Linked DNA regions of Homo sapiens: region 2 is linked to region 1. The links are chromatin loops, found by intact Hi-C in ENCODE. Cell type or tissue: CD4-positive, alpha-beta T cell. All regions are shown on one strand. Links, peaks and the distances in the headings refer to the core of each region. The heading gives the core; the rest is flanking DNA. Region 1 overlaps CEP95 (centrosomal protein 95). Region 2 has its middle 45 kb from the start of MIR6080.

What was found. Peaks named below come from ENCODE experiments on the same cell type or tissue, not always from the same donor. Only the 100,000 strongest peaks of a DNase experiment are listed, where the experiment ranks them.
Region 2: a loop joins it to region 1, with 2.6 times the contacts of the local background. A loop is called at or near these places in 2 of 110 quality-filtered maps.

The regions. Positions count from the first base shown.
Region 1 is chr17:64,524,067-64,540,363 of GRCh38, reverse strand. CEP95 (centrosomal protein 95) reads right to left here. Exons shown (of 20, transcript NM_138363.3): 9 at 14,482-14,594; 10 at 14,164-14,293; 11 at 13,100-13,253; 12 at 10,937-11,076; 13 at 9,346-9,438; 14 at 8,342-8,474; 15 at 7,356-7,525; 16 at 7,173-7,247; 17 at 5,627-5,779; 18 at 3,616-3,762; 19 at 3,252-3,323; 20 at 2,418-2,761. The coding sequence ends at 2,585. Among named protein-coding and RNA genes, the nearest start is that of CEP95, 25 kb to the right of the region's middle. In CD4-positive, alpha-beta T cell, for the core only: no CTCF peak of the experiment used is centred there; a DNase peak (open chromatin) is centred at 5,993.
Region 2 is chr17:64,727,362-64,743,658 of GRCh38, reverse strand. No RefSeq gene overlaps it. Among named protein-coding and RNA genes, the nearest start is that of MIR6080, 45 kb to the left of the region's middle. In CD4-positive, alpha-beta T cell, for the core only: CTCF peaks have their summits at 6,383 and 6,583 (motif pointing right); a DNase peak (open chromatin) is centred at 6,588.

The DNA.
Region 1 (16,297 bases), core at 1,759-9,758:
CCCTGAATCCCAGACTTGAATGTGTGTTTGTGGTCTCACTGTGTTGTCCAGGCTGGAGTGCAGTAGCTATTTCACAGGCGCAGTCATGGTGCACTGTAGCCTGAAACTCCTGGGCTCACGTTGATCCTATGCCAGCCTCCCAAGTGGCTGGGACTACAGGTGAGCACCACCACGCTGTGGTGCAGTCTGTGGGATTGGCAAGGGAACCTAAGATGTTTCTCCTCCCCACTTAAGTATTCTTAATGCTTTTTTTTTTGGTAGGAGTCTTGCTCCATTGCCCAGGCTAGAGTGCAGTGGTACAATCTCAGCTCACTGCAACCTCCACCTCCCAGGTTCAAGCGATTCTCATGCCTCAGCCTCCCAAGTAGCTGGGATTACAGGGTATGCGCCACCATGCCCGGCTAATTTTTATATTTTTAGTAGAGATGGGGTTTCACTAATGTTGGCCAGGCAGGGCTTTTCATTAATTTTAAATATTGTCTGGTTAGTCCCTTATGATAGATGAGGCATTTAGTTCTAATACCAAGCACCTCACTCTGTAACACCCCCCACAGGACTTTCCAAATGCATGACTGTGATGAATCTTTCCTGGGCTGCTCCACGCTGACTGGCTTGATGCACACAATCCACAGCACTTGAATCGCACTGTCCTCTGCTTGCTAAGCTAGTCTGGTGAAGTGATCTTTATTTGCTTTTGATTTTTCAAAAATATGTTGTCTCCTATTTTCTGACCTTTGCTGAGCAATCCTATTCCTTCCCTGACCAATTCTCTCATAAATTCTTTCTCTTGTTGTTTATTCCTGGTTACTTTTTAGCTTGGTAAAGAGCACCAGTTCCCACCAATCACCAGAACTAGCAACTTCAGTCTTCCTAAAATATTTTACATTTAAAAAAAAATCATAATAAAAGCATCGTTAGGCTTGTGTTAACAGATCTAATGGTATTATATAATCTACCACTCAAGAGTCACATCTGCCATGCTTCCGGATCTTTTCTGTATCATATTTATATTGCATCATATGTATAATACCCACTCATACCATGTTTTTTTCTATAAAACTGCGTATTTTGTAGTCTAAAACTTTTTTACTCAGTATTTTATGGCTATCTAGATCTACTTTATCTTCTGCTTAACATTTTTTAGAACTTATGTTCCAGCTCTTGCGTATCTAGCCTCATCTTGTGCATTTCCTGTCCTTTCCATTCACCTGTGCTTGCTGAATTGTCACAACACATCACAGGGGTCTGTATGTCATTTACTGTGCTCCAGACACACCCAGTCCATCAAGCCTTTCCCCGCTGGAAGCTCCCGCCTGCCTGGTGGCCCACCCTTCTGCCAGTTTCCATTCCAAGAGCTCAGCACTTGGAACCACAGCAGTTGATCCAGATGTCTTCTCTCTAGGTCAGTTTTCACTGCTTCAGGCCTCCTGGCCTCTCATCATACATACACTCATCCGCACAGCACTCTCTATGCTCTAATGGAAGCCTCTCTCTGCCACTCCCTGGCTTCCAAGTCCCCATATCCTCAACTGCTCTGAAGCTTCCTCTAGCTTAAAAGAAGTGTAGCCTTCCCTTTTCATTGATGACGCCGCCCCCAAGTGGGTTTTTTTTCCTCGTATTCCTCCATACCAGATATGAGGCTGGTGCACTCTTGCCCACTTGAAACCCATCATCATGCCTCCTTCCCACCTCAAGTCACTAATGCGTCTTTGAATGACAGCCTGGCTTTCCACCCTTTATCTATCTATCTCTTCTCACTGCTATCTATCTATCTATCTATCTTCTGCCAACCAACAGAAACCATAATGCATTTTTTATTATTTTTTTGAGAAAGAGTCTCACTTTTGTTGCCCAGGCTGGAGTGCAGTGGTGCAATCTCAGCTCACTGCAACCTCCACCTCCCAAGTTCAAGCGATTCTCATGCCTCAGCTGAGTGCCACCATGCCTAGCTAATTTTTGTATTTTTAGTACAGACAGGGTTTCACCATCTCTGTACTAAACCAGGGAAACCAGGTTTGGCCAAGCTGGTTTCGAACTCCTGACCTCAAGTGATCCACCCGCCTCAGCCTCCCAAAGTGCTGGGATTATAGGCATGAGCCTCTGCACCCAACTGCCGTAATGCATAGTCTCTCATCGTCCAGCCATGTTATGAAGTCTACACATACATGGTATTGTCAAGGTTCTCCGAGGCCCACCTCTGATAACCACCCACCTTTCTTCTCTCATGAATCAGAAATAATATAGTATTTTTTTGTCCTCAAGTGCTAATTCTTAATTAATTATTTTTGTTGACTTAAAGCAACAAACTTCAGGAGCTGGCTGCTCACACAAGGCTTGTTACTTGCTTTAGCACAAATACGACTAATGATTATTTTCCCCTTTTCAGGTGTCAGGTCATAAATTCAAAAGCAATAAGCTTTTAGAAAACAATTTTTATTTAAAAAATCATAAAAAGTACTGGAATGAAAATACAGGTAAAGCATTTGAAAATTATTTTTCTGGCTTAGACTGTTTACTGGCTCGATTCTAGCTCTGTCCTGGTAAAGGCCTCCAGAACCTTCACCTACTATTATCAAGTCTGGCCTCATAGGGAGGGACTTTTACTGTACTGAAAGGAAGCCAGCTGAAGCCGAGATCTGAAGCGCTCAGCTTCCAGTTCCCGGAAGAAAACATCATCATCATTCTGTGTTATCATGTCCTGCAGCTGCTGAATTTCCTTCTCCATCTTAGATCTCAGCTCCCTCTTCACCTTATGTAATGTCTGAAAAAAGAAGGCATGTCATCCCGCTGTTCACAGCATTTATCCAGGCCCTCATCTATTGTTCCCTCTCCATCTTCCAGCTAATCAAACTCCTCCAAAATTTTCAATAATCTAGCAACAGCAGCTCTTACAGAGACCTAACTAAAGTTAAAATCATAGGATAAAAATGTCTTGGGTCATAGATGGATTGCCTTATTAGTCTTCTCTCCATTCCCTTTACAGGTATAATACATTTGGTTTTCTACTTCCTAAAAATGTAAATTAGTCATGTGTCACTTAATGATGGAGATATGTTCCAAGAAATGCATCATTAAATGATTTTGTTGTTGTGCAAAATGTCAGTGTACTTACACAAACCTAGAGAGTACAGTCCACTGCACACCGGGGCTATATGATACAGCCTATTGCTCCAACCACCAATGTACGAGGTCCCTTGCTGAAAGAAACATTGCCATGCAGTGCATGACTTGGCTTCTATCTTAATTATTACCTGGGCCTGAGATTTCTCTCTGGCTTTAAGTTCTTGATGTTCCTGTGATATGGCTTCTGCCAGCAATGAAAACTGTTTATAGGAAGAAAAAAAACAAATATTATATTTAATGTTTGTAGTCCAAATGTAACATTTCTTAATGTTCACAGGCTTAAAATCATTTTAATGGAAATAGGGAAATATACTGTACTATGGTCAGGTATTATTTGATCTTAAATTTCAATCTTGAAATGGGGTCCTCTAATCTGTAGAGTGCAAACTTCAGTTAACACAAGGTTTATTGTCAACAGACTAAGCAAGTTTTGCCACAAGGGCAAGTGGTCAGGACTAAGCACAACAGCGTAAGCAAGTGCCAGGAGCCCACCTGGTCCTTATAGTAGTTCTCCATGGAGTCCAGTTCATCCTGGTGGCGTCTCCTTTGTTCATCTCGCTTTTCTTTGGCATAGTTTCTTAGGTCTCGTAATCTTTGCTTTTGAATGTTTAAACCTTCTTCAAACAGTTTCTTAAATATCTGTCAGTTATTTAATCGTAAAAATAGTCATTGAGGAATATCATTTTGGCCAACTAGAGGTATATACTGATTGTATTTCCCAAGGTTTTTTTTTTTTAAATACTAGTTTTATTCAGATGTTTTGACATACCATAAAATGTACCTCCTTTTTCTGAGACAGGTTATTGCTCTGTCACCCAGGCTGGAGTGTAGTGGGGCAGTCACAACTCACTGCAGCCTTGACCTCCCAGGCTCAAGCAATTCTCCCACCTTGGCTACCCAAATAGCTGGGACTATAGGCATGTGCCACCACGCCTGGCTAAATTTTTAATTTTTTGGAGAGATGACGTCTCACTATGTTGCCCAGGCTGGTCCCAAGCAATCCTTGCACCTCAGCTTCCCAAAGTGCTGGGATTACAGGCGTGAGCCACTGAGTCCAGCCTTACCCTTTTAAAATAAATAATTCAGTATGTTTTATTATACTCAGTTGTGCAACCATCACCACTACAGAACATTTTTACCACCCCAAAAAGAAACCGTATACTGACTAGTGCTCATTCCCCCTGTCCCATCCTTAGCAGTCACCAGTCTGTACTTTCTGTCTCCATGGATTTGCATATTCTGGACACTTCCTAAAAATGGAATCATGTAATTCGTGGCCTTTCGTATTTGGTTTCTTTCACTCCGCATGTTTTCAAGGTTCATCTATACTGCAGTATGTATGAATACTTCATTCCTTTTTATTGCCAAGTAACATCCTACTGTATGAATGAATGCACACTCTTTATCCATTCATTAACTGATGGACACTTTGGGTTGTTTCCCCTTTTAGGCTATTATAAGTAATGCTATGAACATTTGTGTTTTTTGTGTGATTATATAGCTAGGAGTGAAATTGCTGGGTCATAGGGTAACTCTATATGACCTTTTGGTAACCTTCTGAGGAACTGCTAGATTGTTTTCCAAAGCAGCTGCACCATTTTACAGCCCCAAGTTCTCCACATCCTTGCCAACACTCGTCCTCTAACTGTGGTTCTGAGTCGTATTTCCCTAATGACGAAGGTGTTCATTATCTTTTCATGTATCACAGAGGTTCTTTACAACCTTCAGAAAAGCAGTGTCAAGCAGCCATGTACATAGGGTAAGAACGCCAAGAGCAGAAACATGCCACACCTACACATGTACATCACTGAGGAGGGGGAGTGATCATTTGGGGAGGCCACCGGAAAACACACTGCTCAAAGGGCTTGGATATGCGCACTTGTCCTCCCTTCATCAGTGTAAATTCTGGATAGAAAAACTGGTTCTGACGGCGACGCATTCATGAGCTACAGACAAGTTACTTACGCTCTCCTCAAAGCCTTCCTCTAGAAATATGTCCAAGTCTTTAGTAAACTATAATTACTAAAATATTTTACAGATGAAATTTATTGCTAGCTTGGGATCTCAAAAGGTTAATCATTTCACAGCCTGATTAGGATGACATAGCAAATGTCATCCTTGTGGAAAACCCCTCACAGCACAGCTGGACACTAGTCCTGATTTTATGTGGAATGCAAGGTCATGTTATCACACTAAATTTGTCTCTCACATGTTCCCAAACCTCTAAAGTAGTTTTACTGGAGAAGTACCTGTTATGTGTAGGAGGCAGGGAGGAAGTAAGACTTCACATTAAGATGAGGGACACGGAGACTGAGAATGGACGGGAATGCACAATGGAGTAAGAAAATGAAGTGTGGCCAAGCAGAACTCAGGGCCAGCACTATAGGACTTCAGTTTAGATTTTGGATTCAAATTTGGACAAGAGTCACGAACAAAGAAGGTGGTCCTGAAAGATAACAAAGTTCACCTTCTTAACAGGGCTGGACAGAAAAGTCAGACTTACCATTTCTTCCCGGGTCCTCATTCTCATCATTTTTGCACACAACTGAACTCTATAATCATCATAATATTTTCGAGCACGAACGATTTGCTGTCGATTTTCTTTTATCTTTGATTGGGTCAACCTTTGCCTACGAATGCAGTCCTTGAAGTCTTGCTAAGAAAGGGAAAGGGGAGGGAAGAGAAGGGTAAGGACAAGAGGAATGCAGATTCCAGCGTTCTCATCTGCCTCACTCCCCATCACGATGTCTTCAGGCAGTATGTCACGTGTGGGGGGCCAGTGGCCCCAGAAGCCCTTCAGCCTTTGGCAGCTTTATCACCTCAATCTGAAGAGCAGCTCCAATAACACCCCACTGCAGCAGAGGGCAGCAGTGATCCTGGGCACTCCTGTGGAACTGAGGGCTCACTCCCCATGCCACCAGGAAGCTGCTAACAAGGCTGGCCCAGATGCCACCTCACAAGGAGTAGGAAAATGGCACACCCAGACTTTCAAGCAGAGCCTGAGCTGCCAGGAGCATTTAGGCAAAAACTAAGGAAATTAGACAGTATCTGACAAAGGAGTGAAAATAAAATGGGGTCATGTACATAAAGCCTCTTATGTAGGTGTTTCAGATACTAGTGTTTTTTCCCTCCACAGGAAAGTACCATCTGCAGTTCCTGAGATGTCTTCCTGGAACTGTTCAGTATTACAGTTCTCATGGCTTATCTCTACTCCACACTCAGGCAAAGATTTTTAAATCTCTCCCTTTGGCAGATTGTTTCTGACCTCCATCCTCTCCCTTCGTAATTCTCTAAGCACAATTCCTAGTCAAAATTATAACGGAGGCTGATAAATCCTGGAGCTCTCTACTTGGGACCTGAGAAGGATGGGAGAGGGCAAACAGCACTAAGTTCAGCTGCTTGGCACCTAGATGGGTCCATGGAGTCCACAGACAGAACTGGATTAAAATCTCAGCTGTGTCCCTTGCTTATCAGTGAGACCCAGGGCAAGTTACTTAGTATCTCAAAGCTTCAGGGTTTTCATTTCATAGAAAACATCTCTAATACATTACTATGAAGACTAACTGAAACTGTGTATATAAAGTACCTAGCTCTTCCTCCTGCCCATTTTGGGTTTGTGTGTTTTGTTGTTGTTGAGACAGGGTCTCACTCTGGCACCCAGGCTGGAGTGCAGTGGCAAGATCATAGCTCACTGCAGCCTCGCCCTCCCACGTTCAAGTGATCCTCCCACTTCAGCCTCCCAAGTAGCTGGGACCACAGGCAAATGCCACCATGCCAGGCTCATTTTTTCCACACCCATATATATATTTTTAATGACAGGGTCCCACTATGTTGCTGAGGCTGGTCTCAAGTGATCCTCTCACCTCAGCCTCCCAAAGTGCTGGGATTACAGGCATGGGCTATCAATTTTGGTTAAAGACCTAGGCAACACTTCCACATGCAGGTGTTAAGAGGTTAAGGGTCTGTGCAACTGTTGCCCAGCTAGCACAGATAAAGGGAATGAATATAACAAATTCAGAATTATAATACCCAACTTGCTCTTGACATACCAGTCTCTTGTTATGTTCATATTCTTTCTTGACAAGGGTAGTAAGGAGGTCATGCCTTCTTAGGGCTTCTTCTATCTTGAAGGGGGACATGAAGTTAAGTAGGTTAATAATGCTGTTCACTAAATTCTTAAGGATAAGCTCTTCTCATTTAAATTCCTATGCTTAAGACTGACAGTAACTTACTTCATCTTGGAGTTTCTTCTTTGATCGATTTTCTCTACATGCTTCTTTCTTAAGCTGTTCAACCTGTGCAATTTGCTGTTTCCACATTTTGCTTAGTGTTGGGCCAGAAACATAAAGAAACGGAAACTGCTCCAGCATAAGGGGCAGGAGACTGTGTTCACTTACTTTCACTGCAAGGTAAAATAAGATGTTCTTAATCTGAGACGTGGACAAGAACTGTCATCCAACATCCCTGGTAGATCAAAGCTTATGTAAGTGATGTGGTTTTGATCCTGAAAAGAACAATTCTAAATGTACTTATAATAATTTGCATTACTCCTCTGATTGGAGTAAGCCAACTACTGGTAAGGATAAAAATAAGCTCAATAGTTCTGGATTGATGCCATGCTGGTCCTGGGAAGTCCATCCTAATTGCTCAGCCGCTTCAGTGCCTGTGGGTAGATTCTCTACGTACGGTAAAACAAGACTCCTCAACCTTCCCGGTAGGCAAGTGCTTAGAAGAAAAAGTTTCTGGTCTAAAGGATAGAGTAGGAGGGCCAGCAGTCTTTGGGTGTAACAGGAAGCCTGGCATTTCTCATGACTTTGTTTCTTGTAACAAGACTCTACACTCATTGGCACTGTCAATATATAGGAGGTGGACAGGCCATCTGCTTGCCTTGGAGCATCCCTTTCATTCTACCAACCTCCCAGAAATAGACAAAAAGGCAGTCAAAGTGAGTAAGCACACGAGTGAGGCTAACGCTGGAGCAGCAGGTGGCAGTCCTGGCATTCCTTGGGTGCCAATATATAGGCCTCCCTGAAGTACTTCCTTATTGAAGAGTTTTAGCCCTCTACGGAAAACCAGCCACATGGCAGTGATTGGGAAAAAAAAAAAACTTTCTTCGGCTAACTGGTGGATGTTAGCTTTCAGTGCTGTGTCCTTGGAATGTTGCACATGCTTTCAAAGGTTGCCAGTTTTCCATAAAGTACAATTCTGTGGTTCTTACTTGGAACTGCTTTATTTGGCTTTGGGAGGCCACCTCTTAGACTCTGCGTTGTGGTTTTTCTAGAGTAAATCTTCCAGGGCTGACTACATTCTGGAGTTCCTTTACGAACAGCTTCTCCTCTGTATATTTTTTCCTTAGAAGCAGATATAAAACAGAATAAAAATAAAAGGTCTAACAGTTCTTTCATACATCATCTTAAATATTACATACTGACAAAAACAGCTAACGGTAGTTTTTTAGTTTTTTAGCTAACAGTAAGCCAAACCACCTTACTTCAAATTTGTAAAATCTGGTTAATATTCATTTACTCTAAGTTAAATGCACCTTTTGGCCTCTGGCATCCCTTGGAATTTGAAAAAGCACTGAATCTTTTTCAAGTTTCAGTCACCATAGTCCCACACCCTAAATACAACCACTATTAATCTTTTTTTTAACCATTAATGTTTCAATGTACTTCTCTTTTTCCATGTAGATTTAAAAAATTCTCAGGCAACTATGCAGTATGCTTAGTTGTAACCATACTGTACTTTATATCCTGTTTTGTTCATGAATATTTTAGCATAAGCATTTTCCCCATGATTTCACTTAGTTTCTGTAACCATTCTTTTGAAAGGCAATGAAAACTTCTGTTTTGGGTTTCTTACAACCAGGTCTATAGCCAACTAGGATGTTCTGTCTTCTCTTACTCTTCTTTAATTTTGTCAGCCTAGAGTAGTTTTTAAGCCCCTGGTGAACTGCTAAGTCAAATAAACCCTTAAAAACTGATGGGAAGTTTTAAGTAGCGGAAAAACACTACTTTTCTTTGGAACCATGTCTCGTCATATTTTAGCAACCTGAATGCCTTATTAATAAGCAAGTCCTGTATCATGACATGAAATCCTGCCTTTTCCTAAAGAGCTCATGATTAAGGCCCTGTTGGCCCCTTCTTCTTTTAAAAAGATCATCTTTGTACTTCCCACTCATCTGATCAAATGGCATTTATTACAGTGGAGACTTTTACCCACTGTTTCCTCCTCCTTCTCATGTATTCTTAGAGGTCCAATATTCTCTTGAACTTTATGTCTTCTTAGTTCCCTTTCAAATGCTTCAGTAAACGCCTAAAGGGGAAAAGGTCATATATTACAGTTATTAAAAACATACACAACGGGCAGCACCATGGCTTAGCTGGTTAAAGCACCTGTCTAGTAAACAGGAGATCCTGAGTTTCAATTCCAATGGTGCCTCAACCGAGCATCCAAGCTCTTAGCCGCGTGCGGTGAGGATGAGACAGGTGGATCACCTGAGGTCAGGAGTTCAAGACCAGCCTGACCAACATGGAGAAACCCCATCTCTACTAAAAATACAAAATTAGCTGGGCGTGGTGGCACATGCCTGTAATCCCAGCTATTCGGGAGGCTGAGGCAGGAGAATCGCTTGAACCCGGGAAACGGAGGTTGAGGTAAGCCAAGATTATGCCATTGCACTCCAGCCTGGGCGGCAAGAGTGAATCTCCACCTTGAGAAAAAAAAAAAAAAAATACAAAAGAGGAAAAAAATTCACCTAGGATACCTGCCACCCCTAAAATATCAAGCTCATTCACTTTTTAAAAAAATTCCTTTCAGACTCTATATCACAAATGTATGGTTTTCTTGTTTTGTTTTTTGAGACAGTCGCACTCTCGCCCAGGCTGGAGGCAGTGGCACAAACTCAGCTCACTGCAACCTCCACTTCCCGAGTTCAAGTGATTCTCCTGCCTCAGCCTCCTGAGTAGCTGGGACTACAGGTGTGCACTGCCATGCCTGGCTAATTTTTGTATTTTTAGTAGAGATGGGGTTTCAACATGTTGGCCAGGCTGGTCTCGAACTCCCGACCTCAGGTGATCCACCTGTCTCACCCTCCCAAAGTGCAGGGCCACTGCACCTGCCTCACAAATCTCTACATTACTTTAACATATATAATTGGGACATAAAATGAAATTTTACATCATGCGTTTTTTCTGTTCTCAAGTTTTTGCAATCATTTTGATACTCTCCTGAGTGGAAGTTACATGCTGAGTTACAAATGAGTGTAAGATGTCTGAATTGGTTTTAGTTTTTCACCATTATAAATCCTACCGCATTATAAAACCTACTACTGCAAATAAGTGTTCTAAATCCATGCTACATTTCAAAATCCACATTCCACAGTGGAAAGTCTTCCTAGGTAATCATACCAATCTCCCTGTTGTTGAATCCCAACCACCTCCTCTCATTCCTGTCTTGGGTACTTGATCTCATCTTCTCTGTAACTCAAGTGGCCTTTCACGTTTAATCCACCTCAAATTCCCTTCATCTCTGAAGCTCACTCTGAAAATAACAACTCACACTGATCTCCTCTTTCTTAATCTACTGGAACACCAAGCTATGTCCAGCCAGGTTATTTTTTTTAAGAGTTTCATGAGTATAATTTTATGCTAACAAAGACATAAGCTATGTCACATAGCTCTCTATCATCCACTCCGCTCAAGAATATTAAATGTATTTTAAGCCTAAATCAACAGCATGTTCATGGTAGCATCTGGCTGAGGGGAAATGGTACTGGCTGCTGCTTAATGGTAGTCAAGAGATGGGGAAGAACCTGTGCTTGGAATTGGCGGACATCTGTTTCTCTTGGCTTGCGCTGCCTTTTTCTCTCCAAGTGGAACTGTTTGTGTTTGTTAACTGGAGATGGAGAGAGCGAATGGGATCTGTAGGGTGGCTTTCTACGCATGGAAAGTCCTGCAACAGAGAAAAGACATATAACATTAGTTCCTGATAGCCAGAATGTTATGCTGGAAACCAAAGTTGGTTTTCACTAAATCCAAAGAGACTGATGAGTGAATGTGCTAAAGGGACTCTCTCCTGTAACTAACTTGAATTGGTATGGTAACACCAAGTAAACAGACAAATGCATACAAATGTGTACTGTCTCAAATACTTAGCTTCTACATTCAACTTTGGATATTCAACATGTGGAATGCCTCCTATGCACAAAGGACTATGGAGAGTGCTCTTGGTGATAGGGGGAGATGCAAAGAGAGAAAAGGTAAATTATCTGAGCCACGCATCTGCTATCCTTTTACCTATCTGGGTCCTGAGAAGGTGGGATGTAAGCATACATATCTATCTTATTATATATGCTTATAGGCAAAGTTAATGTGTTAAGCATTGTCTAAGTGGTCTCAATTTTTCCCTACTTAGCAATCTAGCCCTCCTAATTGCACACTGCCAAAGAGATCTAATAAACCATTTCCTTCTACAAACCTTTTTATCCCATTGTCTATAGGTGTGTCTGGGGATCTGCTAGTTGTGAAGAGGGTGACTCCAGTGGGAAAAGCACTTCAACATAGCCTTAAGACCAAGGAAGCTAGTTTGGTACCTTTATAAATAAATTTTCCGAGCTTATTATTTTTTTCACATGCTTTTAATTCAAGTCTTTCACATTTCAAATTCTAAGATGTATTTTTAAAAACTGACTTGCATAATCTATTTTAAATGATAGCTGCTCATGATGTATTTTTCTCTAGAAACTGAAGACGCACTTGAAATAATATTTTAATTTATAACCTGTTTTCACAATAGGATACCATGTGTATGTACATAAAAAGGGAAAGGAAGAGGTTCCTGGATGAGGGTGCCTAGAAATTAGCTGAGTCCTTTTAAAGGGAAGAGAGAGGAAATAATCAAGAGAAGGAAAGAGCATTCTTGAAGGAGTAAAAAACAACTGAAAAAGTTAAGGAAGTTGGATCAGAAAAAGACTATTTCTGAAGAAACAATGGATGACCAAAGTAGATAAAACTAAATGTAAAATATGCAGGATTTTAGTTGGTGGAAGACAGGATAATTGGATTTGAACAATGGCATATCAAACAGTAGAAGTATCTGCAAAGACACGGCAAACCAGAAACTGCTGATACGAGTATAAAGCAGTGCAATCACTTTGGTGGGCAAGTTGGCAGTGGTGAAGAAATGTAGGCCTTATGATCCAGCAATCCTACTAGATGGAGATATCACAGAAACTCTTACACATATTCTAGGCTGTTCATTGCAGAATTTTTATAGTAATGAAAACTGGAAACAACATGTCCAGCAATAGGGGAAATAGATAGTGCTACACGCGTGTGTGTGTGTGTGTATATATATATATATATATATACACACACACACACACACATTAAGTGGCACACTGCAAGAACTCAGTCATGTCCAGCAGTAGGGGAAATGGATACTGCTATACATATACCCACACAAAAGTGACACACTGTAAGAACTCAGTTACACTGCAGTTAAAATGAATGAGCTGGATCTGTAAGGATCAACATAAATAGATTTCTAAGACAATGTCAGAAAAAAACGCAAGTTGCAGAATAATATATACAGTATGTAAATTTTTAAACAACATAAAACAATACTATGTTTAGACAAGTAATGCATGAGCTCTTAAAGTATAAAAACAAGGATCAGAAGAAAAGATGCCAACTTTAAGACAGTGGTTGCACTGAGGGTGGGGAAAAGAGATCTGTGGGGAGAGCAGAGGGGGTTTCTACTGTTTTATTTCTTAAACACAAAGGGGCTAAAGCAAATATAATTGTTAACACTTGCTACTTCTAGATGGGGAAGATCCAGGTGTTTGATATTACTTTTGATCCTTTTATATATTTCTCAACTATTTAAAATTAGAATATAAGTTATTAAGAACAGATGGAACTGCCTAAGTAGTTCACATGGATGTCCCCCTTCTCAGTCTCTCTGGGGTAAGTACCTGGCCTTGACTTCTTTGGCCCATACTCCACGATGCCATCACTGTGCTGAGACAGTGTCTCCTCAGTTCCATCCTCTACCTCCTCATTTCCAGTATTTTCTTCTTTATGGTCAGTCTTTTCTTTAATCCGATCACCCAGAGCACTTTTTAACATCTATTGAGAAAATTCTTTTCAACATCTTTCACTGATTTCAGCAGAATGTAAATTCGTAGGAGTAGGCAGACCTTTAAAAAAGCTTCCTTTGACAGTCACTAATAACAAGTTTTCAGACGCTTATGCATGTTTAATTATTTACTTTTATTTTGAGACAGGATCTCACTCTGTCACCCAGGCTGGAGTGCAGTGGTGCTAGCTGGGCTCACTGTAACCTCTGCCTACTGGGTTCCAGTGATCCTCCCATCTCAACCACTTGAGTAGCTGGGATTACAGGCATATGCCACCAAGCCTGGCTAATCTTTTATTTTTTGTAGAGATGGGGTTTTGCCATGTTGCCCAGGCTGGTCTCAAACTCCTGGGCTTAAGTGATCCACCTGCCTCAGCCTCTCAAAGTGTTGGAATTACAGTTGTGAGCCACCACACCTGGCATACATGTTTAGTTTTAAAAAGGTGTATATCAGTGCTATGGATCACTAAGTTTCAATAAACTTTAGAAAAAGTCACGTAGGGATTTAAAACATTCATTCAATGATACCTTAAAACTGTAATATTGTATTTTGTGAGAATCAGTGATCCATCCAATTTTATACCAGATCTGTCTTTAGCGGCAAAGGGGAACTATAAAGACATATCTAAAGAAAAATGGCTTAACATAATCGTTTATGTTAAATGATTTAGTTTTCATCAGAATTCAATAAAATTTGGATAAATCTGCACCAAATTTAGTTAGATCATGAAACGCTGAGAGATCACTTCCTGTTCTACCTGCTTGACTTACGGAACATTTTCACAGTAACTATTAATAAGACACAACTAATTTTCTAATACCTCACTTTCAATTGAGAGATTACTTAAATGCTCACTTAACCCATGGGAATCTCAATATAGATGAAAAAACAAGACTTGCCCAATCTAGTTCAGAAAGCCGCTGAGAGAGTTTTTCTGATACATCATGTAATTCTTGTTCTGTTAATCTCTTTCTTGGCCTCTGGGGGAAAGGTGAATTGCAGGATGAGGCTGTAGCTCTGTTTTCATTTCTGTAATAAAAGTGACCATTTGACAGTAAAATAGCTAGGTGTCTATTATTTAGTTTAAAATAACTGTAATACGTACTTTAACAAATACTTCATTCTGGTCTTCACAGCTAAATTTGGAGATCATGCCCCTGCATTTTCAAATTCCTTTGTAAACAGACTGTAAACACTGAAGTCTGCAGTAATGTTACCTTTTTCCTTTGGGAGGCTTCCTTGTCCTAGGCCCTTGGACCTGAGCTGGATATACTTCCCATTTGCTGCCTTTAGGCAACTTGGAAATTAAGAAAAGTCCATCATCTAGATCCTATTAAAAACAGAAAAAAAGTTGATTTGAAAAAGCTACAAATAAGAAACATGAACTTTCTGGGAGTGAGGAAGGGAGGAACTGTGGCACAAAGCTACGTGCCTTCAATCTCCGTGTTTTGAAGTGCATTTGTCAAAAGACCCTATTGACACCCAGTGCACCAAAGGACTGGAGCAATGTCTAGAAACTTGTGCTCAGAGAACAAATGTGGCTCAGGATGCCATTCAAATAAAAACACAGGCCAGGTGTTCTCTAAATATGAAATTTCAGGGATTACCACTATACCTGAGCAACAAAAAAATTATCACTAGTACAAAGTATTCAAGTGGCTATCTTTTGTATCAATGTCAATAAAGGCTGTCCAAAATTGAAACAGTTAAAACAAAGACAACACCTCTCAAAATATGAATATAAACCCTTAACATTTTAAATTTCCTTTTTTTTTTGAGACAGTTTTCCTCTGTTGCCTAGGCTGGAGTGCAATGGCTTGATCCGCCTCCCAGGTTCAAGCGATTCTCCTGCCTCAGCCTCCCTAGTAGCTGGGATTACAGGTATATGCCACAACACCTGGCTAATTTTTTTGTGTATTTTTAGTAAAGACGGTGTTTCGCATGTTGGCCAGGCTGGTCTCGAACTCCTGACCTCGAGTGATCCACCCGCCTCAGCCTCTCAAAGTGCTGGGATTACAGGCATGAGCTACCGTGTCCGGCTAAATTTATTTCTTGGTCTTAGAGATAATCTTTTAGAAAATACTTCTTGTGATGAAGAAACATTTAATGTTTGTTTGTTTTTTTGTTTTTTGAGATGGGGTCTTACTGTCACCCAGGCTGGAGTGCAGTGGTGCAGTCTTGGGTCACTGCAACCTCCACCTCCTGGGTTCAAGCAATTCTCCTGACTCAGCCTCCAGAGTAGCTGGGATTACAGGCACCTGCCACCGCGCCTGGCTAATTTTTGTATTTTCAGTAGAGACAGGGTTTCACCATCTTGGCCAGGCTGGTCTTGAACTCCTGACCTCGTGATCCACCCACCTCAGCCTCTCAAAGTGCTGGGATTACAGGTGTGAGCCACCGCACCCGGCCATTTATTTAATGTTTAATGATATCTTTAATTTCACTTCATTATCTTTTTCTATTAAAGTAAAATTAAATACCCTTTAGTAGGCTGGGTATGGTGATTCATGCCTATAATCTCAGCAATCTGGGAAGCAGAGGCAGGCAGGTGAGGCCAGGAGTTTGAGACCAGCCTGGCCAACATGGCAAAACCCCGTCTCTACTAAAAATATTTTTAAAAAAAATCAGCCAGGTGTGGTGGCACGTGTGCCTGTAGTCCCAGCTACTTGGGAGGCTGAGGCAGGAGAATCACTTGCCTGGGAGGTGGAGGTTGCAGTGGGTGCAGACTGCACCACTACACTCCAGCCTGGGCGACACAGCGACACTCTGTCTCAAAAAAAAATAAAACAAACAACCTTTTACTAAATAGCAACTAAAATATAATCATATTTTAATAAAACTTTTAAAATAAAGTATTTCTAGCTCAATGAATTATTTGAAAATAAACACTCCCCTTTAACTGCCACCCAGGTCAAGAAACAGAGTATTACCAACTCAGAAATATCTCTAAAACCCCCACTATGATTCCCCCAAAAGTAAACATTATCTTATGACTCCATTTTAACACCTCTTTTTATCTAATCCCTCTCCTGT
Region 2 (16,297 bases), core at 2,682-10,681, 200 kb before region 1:
AACCTGTGTAACCTGAGATCCAAGATAGGTTATGGGGCTCCTGAACCTCTGAAACTGTATGCACAGTTTACTGTTAAATACATGTGGGTGCTTTTCAAAGAAAGGGGATCACAGCCTGGGGAAAATTAGGCCCTCAAAGGCAGAGCTACCTTCAAAATATTATGAGTTTCAGGTGTAGTTCCTTTCCATTTCTTTTCTTTTTCTTGTTTTGTTTTTCTTTTTTTGTTTCTTTTGAGACAAAGTCTCACTCTGTCGCCCAGGCTGGAGTGCAGTGGCGAAATCTTGGCTCACTGCAACCTCCGTCTCCCAGGTTCAAGCAATTCTCCCACCTCAGCCTCCCGAGTAGCTAGGATTACAGGTACCCGCCACCATGCCCAGCTAATTTTTGTATTTTTAGTAAAGATGGAGTTTCACCATATTGGCCAGGCTGGTCTTGAACTCCTGACCTCAGGTGATCCACCTACCTCGGCCTCCCAAAGTGCTGGGATTACAGATGTGAGCCACCACGCCCAGCCTATTTTCTACACATTTGTAAATATGCTTTTTGCTTTTTTCTTTTCTTTTCTTTTTTTTTTTTTGACGGAGTCTTGCTCTTGTTGCCCAGGCTGGAGGGCAATGGCGCAATCTTGGCTCATTGGAAACTCCACCTCCCAGGTTCAAGTTATTCTCCTGCCTCAGCCTCCTGAGTAGCTGGGATTACAGGCATGCACCACCGGGTCGAGCTAATTTTTGTATTTTTAGAGATGGGGTTTCACAATGTTGGCCAGGCTGGTCTCGAACTCCTGACCTTGTGATCCACCCACTGCAGCCTCCCAAAGTGCTGGGATTACAGGCATGAGCCACCGCGCCCGGCTGCTGTTTTTTTTTTAATGTCACTCCCTGAGCCTAATAGGTAGTTTAAGACCTCAGATCAGTGACTGTAACTGCCATTGACTAAAGAACTCCAGTTGGACAGGCGTTTTTGCCACTGTCCCTAAAAGATGGCATTTGGTTGACATTCATTCCAAAAGCATGATGAAACACACTAAAAATCTGTGGTGCCTTTGTCCTCGGAAAGAGAAGATGGCAAGGGTTTATATTTCTCGTTTGGCCAGGAGTTCAGTTTCCCTGCAAGCCCCAGAGGGTGGGTGGTAACAATGGGACATGTTTGGCTCCTCATCCTCCTGCTGACAGCCAGGTCTCAGAGAGGCAAGTCCCACACTTCCCAAACTCTGGATCCGAGCTCTGCCGCCGCCGGAGGAAAGGCTTCTAACTGGTTAGGAAGCACAGAACTTGCCTGGCCTTCACCAGCATTATCAGATCTGTCATTCTCTTTAGGAACTGGCTCTGCTCTAGGCCTTGTTCTTTGCTCCAGAGGTAACAATTGCCATTTTTCTTTGGTATTTCTGCTGTAGTGATCATACTTGCCCTTCTCATAGGAAACCATGGGAATCAGCCCAAGTCACAGCTGGCTTCCAGATGGCTCTTGATCCTGTGACACCACCAACATTCCAATGCTGATTTGCTTGGGAGGTTCAAACTTGGCTTGCCGGGGCACCATGCTTCTGGAACCCCACCCTGGGAGATTTATAGGCAGGCCTTGGAGAGAACAAATCTCTAGAGGTGGGATGGAGCCAAGCAGTTTCCTTTTGTTACATGTTCTAGAATTCTGCCTAAAACAGAAGAGGCTGACCTCATTCTTGCCCCACCCGAAGATTGAGCGGGAATAACTAACTAGCAAGCTATTACTGACATTGCTAAATTACCTAACAAAGAAAGTTCTTCATTCTTTCTGTCTCCGTCTCTCTTGATGTATACTAATATATGTGTATATATACTCTCTCTCTCTCTATATATATATATATACATATGCTAGAAGAGAATTCTTCATATATATGTGCATACACAAGAGGAATTCTCTTCCAGTGTGTGTTCTTGCTGTAGGATGCTAAGTTTGACATAAAAATGATCTAAGAAGATTGTATTCTCTAGGTCCCAGGCTGAGAGTATCCAACCTGTTCAGGTAGAAATGGCCAGTAGAGCTCAAATAGTTTCTTGTTGCAAAGAAATTCTTTGGTGTCCATTTCCTGGAGATTCTGTGGAGGATGCTAGCAGGTTTCTAACATACTTCAGCTGTTCAGGAAATACTTTAAATAATTTCCTGCTCTAGAGAATAGGAGGAGGGCCTGAAAGTTGGAATGCATTACCCTCTTTCTTTACGGTCTCAAATGTGGTTCAGAAGGACCCTTTGCTATTCACACACATGCTCTGAGGCACTCTTTTCTGCCTCTACCAGCCTTTTTATGTGGGAATGTTCTTTTTTTAAGTGTGGCGAGAATCCTAGTAACTTGGACTTCCCATAGCATGCTGGCCTGAGCTTCCTAAGAACTTTACAAACATGAGCTAATTAAGCTTGGAAAGCCCCATGCCAGTCCTCCCGGCTGTTATTGAAATGAGGCCAGCTCTGAGGTGGACCAGCCACAGTTTTTGCCCGGCACAGCAACAATTCAAACAGTGGAGAGGAAGGGAAGCTGGCTGCCTAACGCAATTGAAACTGCAAGGGAGAAGCAAGTTAGGCAACACGTAATTCATTGCCTCCTTGGTTTGCTTTAGTCTAACAGTGGGGCTCAGATTTTAACTCAGTATTTTAACTGGGTCAGTTAGGCCTTTGTCCAAGATTTCAGGCAATAGCCCCAAAAGTCTAAGATTTTGCTTTGTTTTGAGATGGAGTTTCACTTTTGATGCCCAAGCTGGGTGCAATGGTGCGATCTCAGCTCACTGCAACCTCCACCTCCCAGGTTCAAGTGATTCTCCTGCCTCAGCCTCCCAAGTTGCTGGGATTACAGGCGTGCGCCACCACACCCAGCTAATTTTGTATTTTTAGTAGAGTCAGGGTTTCACCATGTTGGTCTGGCTGGTCTCGAACTCCTGACCTCAAATGATCCACCCGCTTCAGCCTCCCAAAGTACTGGGATTACAGGTGTGAGCCATTGCGCCCAGCCTAAGATTTTGCTTTTACCTAAAGCAGTGGTTCTCAATCGAGGGAGATATTGCCCCCCAAGATGACATTTGACAAAAATCTGGAGACATTTTTTTTTTTTTTGAGATGGAGTTTCACTCTTGTTGCCCACGCTGGAGTGCAATGGCATGGTCTCAGCTCACTGCAACCTCCACCTCGTGGGTTCAAGCGATTCTCCTGCCTCAGCCTCCTGAGTAGCTGGGATTACAGGCACCTGCTACCACGTCTGGCTAATTTTTGTATTTTTAGTAGAGATGGGGTTTCTCCATGTTGGCCAGGCTGGTCTTGAACTCCTGGCCTCAGATGATCTGCCCACCTTAGCCTCCCAAAGTGCTGGGATTACAGGCGTGAGCCACCGCGCCTGGCCTGGAGACATTTTTGGTTGTCACTTCTCGGGGAGGAGGATGCTACTGTCATCTAGTGGATAGTGACCAGGGATGCGGCTAAACACCCCATAATGCACAGAACAGCCCCACAATAAATAATTTTCTGGTCTAAGATGTCAATAGCGTGGGGGTTAAAACCCCTGATTTCAAGCTTCAAAGTGACTCAGCGTTGGCTTGTCTCCTCTGTGTTAGCCCTAAATCTTAGCCTTGTGACCTTTCAGCCCACTCAAGTCTAGGATCTAAGCTCATGGCAGCACCCTGAGCCTCTTGTGGGTTCCTGAGCTCAGCCCTCCCATCGATGCCTCTGTGGGTGATGACATTGTCCTGAGCTTCTGGGTGACGAAGACATGCCTCTCACTGTGCCATAGGTTCCTGGGAAATTGGATGCCTCTGCGTCTTATGAGTGGGCTTTCTGGAAAAGAAACCACTTGTGTAGTTCCCAGTTGGGCCCCAGAGCTTTGAGGTCCTGTGTTCCTCGCAGTGAATACAGTGAGGCGTCCCGTTTCTCTGAAGAGCCCATTCAGAGAACAGCTATTTACTTCCTGCCTCCTCCGGGCCCAGCTGCCAGGGAGACCCCAGGCTTCAGCAAGAGGCAGCTACAGGGAAATTCAGCCAATGGAAAGATACCAGGGAATTTAATTTCAGCCTTTCCTTTTGTAAACTTAAAAGACATTCTCTCATGAGAAAGCCTGGGAAACCTTCACTTCAGCCAGGGAGACTCCTCAAGCAATCCCCCAGTCTCAGCCTCCCAAAGTGTTGGGATTACAGGTGTGAGTCACTGCACTCCGATCCAATTTACTTTTTGTTGTTGTTGAGAGACAAAGTCTCACTCTGTTGCCCAGGCTGGAGTGCAGTGTTGCAATCTCAGCTCATTGCAACCTCTGCCTCCCGGGTTCAAGTGATTCTCTTGTGCCTCAGCCTCCTGAGTAGCTGACAGGTGTGTGCCACCAGGCCTGGCTGATTTTTGTATTTTTAGTAGAGATGGGGTTTCACCATGTTGGCCAGTCTGGTCTTGAACTCCTGACCTCAGGTGATCCACCCGCCTCAGCCTCCCAAAATGCTGGGATTACAGGCGTAAGCCACTGCACCTAGCCAACAATTTACTTTTAAAAGGTGAAAGTAAAGCTGGTGACAATGAAAAGGGCATGTCTTTGCCCTTTTCTGCCTAAGAGATTAAAACGTGGACAACAAGCAATAGTCTTTAACTCTAGTCTCCCTGCCTTCTCTTCCTCTGTTGTCCCACACCAGTCCTCACAACCACCACAGGGTGTGTGTGTGTGTGTGTTTGTTTTATGAACTTTGTTCGCCCTTAAAATAATAATTCTCCTAGATTCCTCCCTTTCTATTGTCTTTATTTTATTAAGGTACAACTTATTTAATTTTTTTTTTTGAGACGAGTCTCGCTCTCTCACCCACATTGGAGTGCAGTGGCGCGATATCAGCACACTGCAACCTCCACTTCCCAGGTTCAAGGGATTCTCCTGCCTCAGCCTCCCAAGTAGCTGGGAGTACAGGCGCCTGCCACCATGGCTGGCTAATTTTTGCATTTTTAGTAGAGACAGGGTTTTGCCATGTTGGCCAGGCTGGTCTCAAACTCCTGACCTCAGATGATCCGCCCGCCTTGGCTTCCCAAAGTGTTGAGATTACAGGCGTGAGACACTGCAGCTGGCTTTAAGGTGCAATTTGTATTCAGTAATGAGTGTGAACTGCTCTAATCTGAAGTGTGCTGCTCAATGCTTCTTTTTTTAGACAGGGTCTCACTCTGTCATCCAGGCTGGAGTTCAGTGGTGCAATCTTGGCTCACTGCAACCTCCGCCTCCCAGCTTCAAGTGATTCTCATGCCTCAGCCTCCTGAGTATCTGGAATTATAGGCCCAAGTCACAGTGCCCAGCTAATTTTTGTATTTTTAGTAGAGATGGGGTTTAGTCATATTGCTCACGCTGGTCTCAAACTCCTGGACTCAAGTGGCCTCAGTCTCCCAAAGTGCTGGGATTATAGGAGTGAGCCACTGTGCCCAGCCACTCAATGCATTTTTACCTACATGGACACCCAGGTAACCACTATCCAGATAAAGACATAGAACATTTCGGCCGGGTGTGGTGGCTTACTCCTGTAATCCCAGCACTTTGAGAGGCCAAAGCAGGAGGATTGCTTGAGTCTAGGAGTTCAAGACCAGCCTGGGCAACATGACAAAACCCCGTCTCTACAAAATACAAAAATTAGCCAGGCGTGGTGGTGTGCACCTGTAGTCCCAGCTACTTGGGAGGCTGAGGTGGGAGGATCACTTGAGCCAGGGAGGTCAAGGCTGCAGTGAGCTGAGATTGCACCACTGGACTCCAGCCTGGGTGATATAGTGAGACTCTGTCTCAAAAAAAAGAAAAATAAAACTAACATGCCTCCTCTATCTAAAACACCAATATGAAGAACAACGATATTTCTAAAACTTCAGAGCTACGTGTCAAAATGAATTCACCCCAGAGTGCACCAGGCATCGTCAGATTCTCTTCACTAGATTCAACCCCCGGGGTGCCTAAGTGGCTTCCAATCTGTGCTGTGGATGGACAGTGAGTGAATGCTTTTGGTTTTACATAGGAAGGGTGAGGGCCGGGCACGGTGGCTCACTCCTGTAATTCCAACACTTTGGGATGCCGAGGTGGGCAGATCACCTGAGGTCGGGAGTTCGAGACCAGCCTGGCCAACATGGAGAAACCCCTCTCTACTAAAAATACAAAATTAGCCGGGCATGGTGGTGCATGACTGTAATCTCAGCTACTCGGGAGGCTGAGGCAGGAGAATCGCTTGAGCCCGGGAGGCAGAGGTTGCGGTGAGCCGAGATCATGCCATTGCACTCCAGCCTGGGCAATAAAAGTAAAACTCCATCTCCACAAACAAACACAAACAAAAACATAGGAAGGGTGAGAACAAATGTTTTTCATTCTAATGGTTTAGAAAGACAGAAAGTGGAAGTTACTGGTTAAAACAAACACACACATCAACAAAGTATTTTTTTTCTCATGGTGGGCCAAGATTTTATGCATGTCAAAAACATGAACAGAGGGCATAGGATTTGCTATGAAAAGCAACAGGGGGAGACTGAGTTCCGTGTGTTGTGGGCGAGGGAGGTATAGTATTTGTGAAAGCTGAAGACTCCCTCCTGACTGGAAAACCGCCACAGGGAGGCAGTAGAGCTTAGTGGCAAATAGCGTTGGCTCTGGAATCAGATTTGAATTTCAATCCAGCTCTGACACCTAATAGCTGTGTGACCTCCAGCAAGTTGCTTAACTGCTCTGTGCCTCACTTTCCAACTCAGCAAAATGAAGATAAAACTAGTGTCTAACTCCTAGAGGTGCTTTAAAGGTGATTTGAATACCCAGCTCAACAAGTAAGCTCTCAGTCAGTGTTATTTTACAAAGCAGGAGTTGAAAGGGGCAACTAATTTCATTTCAGATAGATAGAGAGATAGATAGATAAATAGATAGATAGCTGTTGGATAAATAGATTTTTTTTGAGAGCATACTATTTTTCAAGCTGCGCAAAATGGTTTAACCCAAAATCTAAACAGTTGCTTAAACAGCCTTTTTCCAGCCTCCACCTACAATCATGTCCCTTCTGATCATAGAGCAGATTTCAACAGCTCCTTCAGAGAAACCAGGCCCTCCACAATGTTATTCTTCTAGCTCTTTCTTGTCATGCAAAGGATGTATAATTTGTTCCATTTCACTCTCTCTCTCTTTTTTTTTTTTTTTTTTTTTTTTTTTTGAGACAAGTTCTCAGTTTGTTACCCAGGCTGGAGTGCAGTGAAGCAATCATGGTTTACTACAGCCTCCACCTCCTGTCCTCAGCAATCCTCCCACCTCAGCCTCCCAAGTAGCTGGGACTACAGGTGTGCACCACCATAGCTGGCTAATTTTTATATTTTTTGTAGAGACAGTGTCTCATTATGTTGTCCAGGCTGGTCTTGGTTTTGAACTTCTGGCCTCAAGCAATCCTCCTGCCTCAGCCTCCCAAAGTGTTGGGATTACAGGCATGAGCCACTGAGCCCAGCCCCATTTCACTCTTGAGTGTGGAAAACTTCCTTTTAGCCTTTGCAGTGACTATAGATAGACAGATGGAGATAGATAGATAGGTGATAGAAATTTAGAATACTTAATACCTATATATTCTAAATATATCTAATATATATGCATATAATAAATACATTATGATATATTATCATTACTTATACAATTTATTTTGGGTATTCTACTTGGAGTTTTACCTACAATTTCACCGAGATTGGGAGATCTGCTTTTTTCAGCTTTTTCTTATTCAAAGTTTCAAAGTAAGAGCTTAATGTGAAAGCTCCCAATGTTGCGTGTCCATTAATTACACTGAGTGTCTAAGCTTGGGAGAGGGGGAGTAGTAAGCTCTTGGCTGGTGGTTAAACTGGTGATTGGAGGCATTTAGGGGATTGATAACATTTCTGGAGGGGGAGGGGGTCAGTTGGATGTGTAGGGATCCCAGTGATCAGATGGGAGGAATTTAGATTTAATCCCTGATTGGATTGTAGTTCACCGGCTGGGACTGCAGGCTGGTTTATAGCAGTGGATTCCATGTTGATGGAATATCAGACTCCTTGTTTCTGAAAGGAGTGAGAGAAACTGCATGAAGGGGCTGGGTGTGGTGGCTCACGCCTGTAATTCCAGCACTTTGGGAGGCCGAGGTGGGTATACCACTTGAGGTCAGGAATTCGAGACCAGCCTGGTCTACATGGCAAAACCCCATCTCTACTAAGAATATAAAAATTAGCCATGTATGGTGGTGTGGGACTGTAACCCTAGCTACTCAGGAGGCTGAAGCATGAGAATCACTTGAATCCAGGAGGCAGAGGTTGCAGTGAGCCAAGATCGTGCCACTGCACTTCAGCCTGGGCAACAGTGTGAGACTGTGTCTCAAAAAAAAAGAAAAAAGAAAGAAAGAAAAAAAAAGAAACCGCATGAAGGATTCTGTCTGTTCCCCAGTAGCCCTAGGAAATCAGACTTGAGCTTGAGCCCTGGCAACTTCTGAACTGTTCAGTGAGGATTATTTGGGGCTGGAGACATCTTGAATGACAGCTAACAACCATAATAGTGAGCACTTACTGAGCAATTACTATATGCAAGGCACTGTACCAAATATGCCTCATGCATACTCAAACCTCTCAGGATAGCCTCATTACAACCCTATAAAGTGAGTAGTATTTAGAAGTCGTTTTTAAGCCGGGCGAGGTGGCTCACGTGTGTAATCCCAGCACTTTGGGAGGCTGAGGTGGGTGGATCGCCTGAGGTCAGGAGTTCTAGACCAGCCTGGCCAACATAGTAAAACTCTGTCTCTACAAAAAATACAAAAAATTAGCTGGGCGTGGTGGCGGGCTCCTGTAATCCCAGCTACTAGGGAGCCGAGGCAGGAGAATCACTTGAATCTGGGAGGCAGAGGTTGCAGTGAGCTGAGACCGTGCCATTGCACTCCAGCCTGGGCAACAAGAGCGAAACTCCATCTCAAAAAAAAAAGTTCTTTTCACAGAGGAGAAAACTGAGGCACAATGAGGTCAAATGATTTGCCAAGGTGTAACCAGTTTGTCTAATTTCACCTTCTCCCAAGGACCAAGGTGGATGGTGTCCCGGGCTTGTGCTTTGCAGTGGCTCCTGGACAAAGGCTTTTGTTGTTGTTGTTGTTGTTGTTGTTGTTGTTGTTGTTGTTGTTTTTAGACAGAGTCTCCCTCTGTCGCCCAGGCTGGAGTGCAGTGGCGTGATCTTGGCTCACTGCAACCTCCGCCTCCCAGGTTCAAGCAATTCTCCTGCCTCAGCCTCCCAAGTAGCTGGGATTACAGGCGCCCGCCACCTTGCCTGGCCAGTTTTTGTATTTTTAGTAGACACGGGGTTTCACCATATTGGCCAGGCTGGTCTCCAACTCCTGACCTTGTGATCCGCCCACCTCAGCCTCCCAAAGTGCTGGGATTACAGGCGTGAGCCACCAAGCCCGGCCGGCCAAGGGCTTTTGACAGCTGACAAGTGGGCCCACAGAAGCGGACTCCCCAGGAACACCCTGGAGGGTGCTGGAGGAGCGCAAACTGATTGCATCTGGCAAAGGGACAACATCCTTTTCTGTAAGTTTGGGGACAGCAAGAGGTGAGTTTAGGGTAGGAAGCTGAGGTCTCTAAAAGGTGCTGGCCAGGACACGGGCCTCAGGGCTCTCTCCAGAATGAATCAGCTCCCTGCTGTCTGCTGCCGATTTATTTATTTATGAGGCAAAGTCTCGCTCTGTAGCCCAGGCTGGAGTGCAGTGGCATAATCTTGGCTCACTGCAACCTCCGCCTCCCAGATTCAAGCAATTCTCCTGCCTCAGCCTCTGAGTAGCTGGGATTACAGGCATGAGCCACCACACCAGGCTAATTGTTGTATTTTTAGTAGAGACAGGGTCTGGCCCTGTTGGCCAGGCTGGTCTCAAACTCCTGACCTCAAGTGATCTGCCTGCCTCGGCCTCCCAAAGTGCTGGGATTACAGGCATGAGCCACTGTGCCTGGCCTTATTTATTTACTTATTTATTTATTTTTGAGGCAGGGTCTCACTCTGTCACCCAGGCTGAAGTGCAATGGCGCCATCACAGCTCACTGCAACCTTTGCCTCCTGGGCTCAAGTGATCCTCCTGCCTCAGCCTCCCATATAGCTGGGACTACAGGCGTGTGCCACCATGCTCAGCTAATTTTTAATTTTTTTTTTTTTTGCAGATATTGGGTCTCACTATATTGTCCAGGGGATCCACCTGCCTCAGCCTCCCAAACTGCTGGGATTACAGGTGTGAGCCACCATGCCTGCCTGGCCTAGAGGAAAGTCTTTTTTTCCTAAAACTTTTTTTTTTTTTTTTGAGACAGAGTCTCACTCTGTCACCCAGGCTGGAGTGCAGTGACATGATCTTGACTCACTGCAACCTCTGCCTCCCGAGTTCAAGTGATCCTCCTACCTCAGCCTCCCAAGTAGCTGGGACTACAGGCTAACTTTAGATACCCAGTAGAAGAGATAAGGCTGGAGTCCAAATGACCAGTAGGAATGGTGGACGTTGATTGAGAGATTTTTGGCACTGCGGCTGGGCCCGATACTCAGTAACTCTAATAGGCCAACCATGACCCCTTAAGGAGGAACTGTTGTTTCCATTTTATACCTGGGGAAACTGAGGCTCATAGAAGTTAAGAAAGTTGCTCCAGATCCCACAGCAAGCCGTTGTCTCTTCCTAGCCAAGGGAGACATTACACGAAGCACAAACAAGCCCTCTGGGTGGACATGGTGACATTTGGTACATGTGCAGTCTCAGTCTCGTTCAAGAGCCTGAAATGAGTCATCTACAAATCAAAGAACCAGCCTCTCCGGACACACGATGAGGCCGGTTTGTACATTAGGAGGAGCTGGACCCAGATAATGTGGTTCCAAGCAGAGAAGATGGCCTTATTCCAACCGCGTCCCCTCTGCAAGCCCTTGGGAGCTGGCCAGGCCCAGTGACCCGTGGAAGAGGGGATGCTGTGCCCTAGTGTCCAAGCAGCACGGCTTGGCTCAGTCCACTGGGCTTCTTCCAGCTCACAAACCTGTTTGTTTTTACCCTTCAATGTGAACCAGATGTGGGCACCTCGCTCTCCAGGAGGTCCCTCGCCCATACACCCCCCAGCAGGCATCATTGGCAGCTGCAGCTGATGGACCAGCCTCCTCCCTGCTCTCCGGCCTCTCTCACCCCTACGCCCCCTCCCTCACTGCACCTCCTGCACCTTCCCTTCCCCCAGCATGATTTGAAACAGGAAATGACACTGGACAGATCTCAAAAGTCCATATGTCCTGGACACTCTCTCTAGGAATTTCCTGGGCCTCCAGCTTGCTCTATGTGTCATGTCCTTCCCACTTACAGTATCTGGGGGGAAAGAAGTGCTAAAGGAAAATGAGAGTGAGCGTCCCTCGTCCCCAGTGCTATCTTATCCCATTGTGATCTTTGGCAAGTGATTTATCTATGTCTGCATGGACTCGTGAATGCAATAGGTTATAATCCATGACTCTCACTATTCACTGTAATAATTAAATTATTCCCAGTCCGGGTGTAGTGGCTCATGTATGTAATCCCAGCACTTTGGGAGGCTGAGGCGGGTGGATCACTTGAGGTCAGGAGTTCGAGACCAGCCTGGCTAACATGGTGAGACCCCATCTCTACTAAAAATACAAAAATTAACCAGGTGTGGTGGCACACACCTGTAGTCCCAGCTACTTGGGAGGCTGAGGCACAAGAATTGCTTGAACCTGGGAAGCGGAGGTTGCAGTGAGCTAAGATCGTGCCACTGCACTCCAGCCTGGGTGACAGAGTGAGACTCTGTATCAAAAAAAAAAAAAAAATTCCCAGTTTGGCCAGTGGGAGCCCACTCAAGCTCGCAGCTGTGCCCTTTTCCTTTTGCAGTGACCCACCATTCTTTGAGCTTTCTAGTACAAGCTGTTCCAGGAGCATCTGTATTTTTTTTTTTTTTTTTTTTTTGGTCTCAGCCCTGGAATCAGTCTGTTCTCTGAAGATCCTGGTTCTCTTTTTTTGAAAATGGTATTTAGAAGTCAAGATCTGGATGCTACATGTGCTCACTGCTACTAGGATGAGGCTGTTCCGTGTCCCTCTCAGTGGATACAGCTAGGGAATGTGGATGTGTACACATACATGCACACGCACATATACAGTCAAATCTGTATTCGTTTCTTTATTATTTTAAGAAATTGTGGGCTGGGCATAGTGGGTCACACCTGTAATCCCAGCACTTTGGGAGGCTGAGTTGGGCGGATCACCTGAGGTCAGGAGTTCGAGACCAGCCTAGCCAATATGGTGAAACCCATCTCTACCCAAAATACAAAAATTAGCCGAGTGTGATGGTGGGTGCCTGTAATCCCAGCTACTCAGCAGGCCGAGGCAGGAGAATTGCTTGAACTCAGGAGATGTAGGTTGCAGTGAGCTGAGATCGCACCATTGTGCTCCAGCCTGGGTGACAAAGTGAGACTCCGTTTCAAAAAAAAAAAAAGTGTGGTAAAATACATATAACATAAAATTTGCCATCTTAACTATTTTTATTATTATTTATCTTTTTTTTTTTTTTGAGACAGAGTCTCACTCTGTCACCAGGGCTGGAGCACAGTAGTGCAATCTCAGCTTGTGGCAACCTCCACCTCCCAGGCTCAAGCAATCCTCCCACCTCAGCCTCCCAAGTAGCTAGGACTACAGACACATGCTACCATGCTTGGGTAGTTTTTGCATTTTCTGTAGAGATGAGGTTTCACCATGTCGGCCAGGCTGGTCTTGAACTACTGACCTCAGGTGATCCACCTGTCTCAGCCTCCTAAAGTGCTGGGATTATGGGTATGAGCCTCCACACCCTGCCCCATAATTTTTATTTTTATTTTATTATTTATTATTTATTGTTTATTATTATTATTATTATTATTTTGAGACGGAGTCTCACTCTGTCCCCCAGGCTGGAGTTCAGTGGCATAATCTCGGCTCACTGCAAACTCCGTCTCCAACCTCCATCTCCCAGGTTCAAGTAATTCTCCTGCCTCAGCCTCCTGAGTAGCTGGGATTACATGTGCACGCCACTACGTCTGGCTAACTTTTGTATTTGTAGTAGAGATGGGGTTTCACCATGCTGGCCAGGCTGGTCTCAGACTCCTGACCTCAAATGACCCACCCATCTCGGCCTCCCAAAGTGCTGGGATTACAGGTGTGAGCCACCTTGCCTGGTCTAGATCCATGATTTTTCAACTGGACTAAACACTTTCTTCAGGTCTCAGCAGTTGTCTTACTAATGGCCTCTTTCCCTTCCTGGACCTAATCCAGGACACCATGGTGCGTTGAGTGTCCATGTCTCCTTAGTCTCCGCTGACTGGTGACAGTTTCTGGTCTTCTCATGATTAGACTGGGACTGCAGAATTTTGGGAAGAACACCTAAGAGATGAAGTGCCCTCATCCTATCACATCCGGGATGTGTGATATCAACATATATGAGTCATGTTGGAAAGATGGACAAATGGGGATTCCAAAGCTGTTCATCACAGTCAGCGAATGGTAGAGGAAGGATTTGAACTGGGGCCACTCTGAGATGTGTGCTCATTTCCTTAGTTTGAGAAAAAGAACTGTCTGGTGAGGAAAACAAGGAAAGACCTCCGGTATTGAAGCAATGGTGGGAGGTAGAAGTCTGCACCCAGATGAGGTCCTTCAGGCGGGGTGGATTTGCCACCTGTGGCCTCTTTCCCAGGACCTTGTCCAGCCTTGTCCTAGCTTCCCTCTGGTGCAAGTGGCACTATCTTTTGTCCATTACATGGGATTGTCCGGTCTTTGTGCCACTAGTGCAAGGATGAAAATAATCCAATAATCCATCAAAAATGCATGTTTCATGAGAATTCAAGTTATACAAGAGTCGTACTATGCCAGCCAGCAGTCATAGGTCATCTGTACCCTCCTCCCTGTCCTCCCTGCAACCCCGCCTTCAGAGTTCTTACCGGCTCTCCCAGTGGGATGTCAGCAGAGGAGGCCGTCCACATGGAATTGGCTTATGGCTGTTGGTGGCACTGGCTTTCCTTTACCTGCTGTGGACACCTTTGTCTCGTAGTCATCAGGAAAATCACTGTCACTGCATCAGAAACGCTGGAACATCCTGAAGTTTCAAAGCAGAAATTCCAAACCATGTCCTCTGGGCAGTATTCAACTAGCATATGTGTTTCGTTTGGCCCTCACTTAATTTAAAAAACTTAAAATTAGTCCGCAACGTGAAAAAATCAGAAGCTCATCATAAAAGACTGGATTTTGGCTTCTTTTGAAAAATCAGATGTGGTAATAGATGGCCCACATTCCTGCCTGGTGGCATGAGGGCAAGCGGAGTGGCAGCTGCCCCGGTGGCTCGGGCACATGTCCCCACTCCACCCCTGTCCTCTCCACTCTCCACGAATCACCACCCCCAACCTCATTCATTGGTGGTGTCTGCCTGGCCTCTGAAGGCATTTGAGTCCACAGCCCTTGCATGAGATTCTTGCAGTTCATTCATTCACTCAGCAAACGCTTACTGCGCTTCTACCCAGGCCAAGTTCTGTGAGAGGCTCCCGCATCAACAAAGGATACATTGGTGATTCTAGAGCCACACACTAGGTCCTTGATTAACGTAAATCTTGCTGATGTGGGAGCGTGGATGATGGGTCCGCAGCTCAGCCTGGAGGGAGTCAGGGGAGGCATCCCAGAGACACACACCCCTGGGAATTTGGTTGCCATTTAAATTCTTCTTTTTTTTCTTGAGACAGAGACTCACTCTGTTGCCCAGGCTGGGGTGCAATGGAGCGATCTTGGCTCACTGCAAGCTCCGTCTCCCTGGCTCAAGGGATTCTCCTGCCTCAGCCTCCTGAGTAGCTGGGACTACAGATGCGTGCCACCACACCTGGCTAGTTTTTTGGTAGAGATGGGGTTTTGCCATATTGCCCAGGCTGGTCTCGAACTCCTAATCTCAGGTGATCCACCTGCCTTGGTTTCCCAAAGTGCTGGGATTACAGGCATGAGCCATCATGCCCAGCCTGCCGCCTAAATTCAAGTGAGGTATAAAGAGGACCCTGACCTCGGGCTGAGCCATCTGTCCCTCTGGACTTGTCCTGGAGTTTGCTCTCCAATGCCTCATCTCTGTGCTAATTTTGATGGCCTCTTCACAGAGCAGGACTTTCTGTGTTTATCCAGGGAATGTAGAAAACACAGTGCAGGACACTCTGCTGTGGTGCGAGGCAACATCAGGGCTAGAAATATCTATCACGGGCAGGATGGAGGCCCCATTCTTTGGAGCTTGTGTGTATGTTAGCAGGCAACATGAGAAAGGGCCAAAGCCTTGGAGTCAGGTAGACTTGGTTTAAATCCTGGTTTTGCCGCTTACCAGCTATGTGACTGGGTGGTGATTACACTCTCTCAGTGTTTCCTTGACTATAAAGTGGGGATATAGTGTTTATTCCTAAGGTGACTGTCTGTCTGGTTTGTTTTTGTTTTTATTTTTTGAGACAGAATCTCACTCTGTCGCCCAGGCTGGAGTGCAGTGACGCAATGTTGGCTCACTGCAGCCTTGACCTCCCAGGCTCAAGCAATCCTCCCAGCTCAGCTTCCCGAGTAGCTGAGACTACAGGCACACACCATCATTATTATTTTTTTTCCTGTAGAAATGAGGTCTCACTATGGCCCAGGCTGGTCTCGAACCCCTGGACTCAAGCCATCCGCCTACCTTGGCCTCCCAAAGTGCTCGGATTATAGGTGTGAGCCACCGCACCCGGCCAGTTACTGTGTGTAAAGTCCCAAAAGCAGTGTTGGGAACATAATAGATACACATGAAAGAGACACTCATCTTTTTCTTTTGGCATGTAATTCTATGAAAAAAAAATTTTTGAGACAGGCTGGAGAGAAGTGGCACAATCATAGCTCACTGTAACCTCAAACTCATGGTCTCAAGTGATCCTTTCACTTTGGCCTCTTAAAGTGCTGGGATTACAGGCCACTGAGCCTGGACAAGTTTTATGAAATTTTATCATATGCATAGATTCAAGTGACCATCCCCACAATGAGAACACAGAAGTATTCCATCACCACTAAGAAATTTCTTCCTGGGGCTGGGCATGGTGCCTCATGCCTATAATCCTAGAACTCTGGGAGGCTGAAGCAGGTGGATCACTTGAGCTCCGAAGTTTGAGACCAGCCTGATCTCATCTCAACATGATGAAACTCCATCTCTACAAAAAATACAAAAATAGCTGAGCCCAGTGGCACGCTCCTGCAGTCCCAACTGTGAGGGAGGCTGATGTGGGAGGACTGCTTGAGCCTGGGAAGCGGAGGTCTCAGTGAGCTGAGATCGTGCCACTGGACTTCAGCCTGAGTG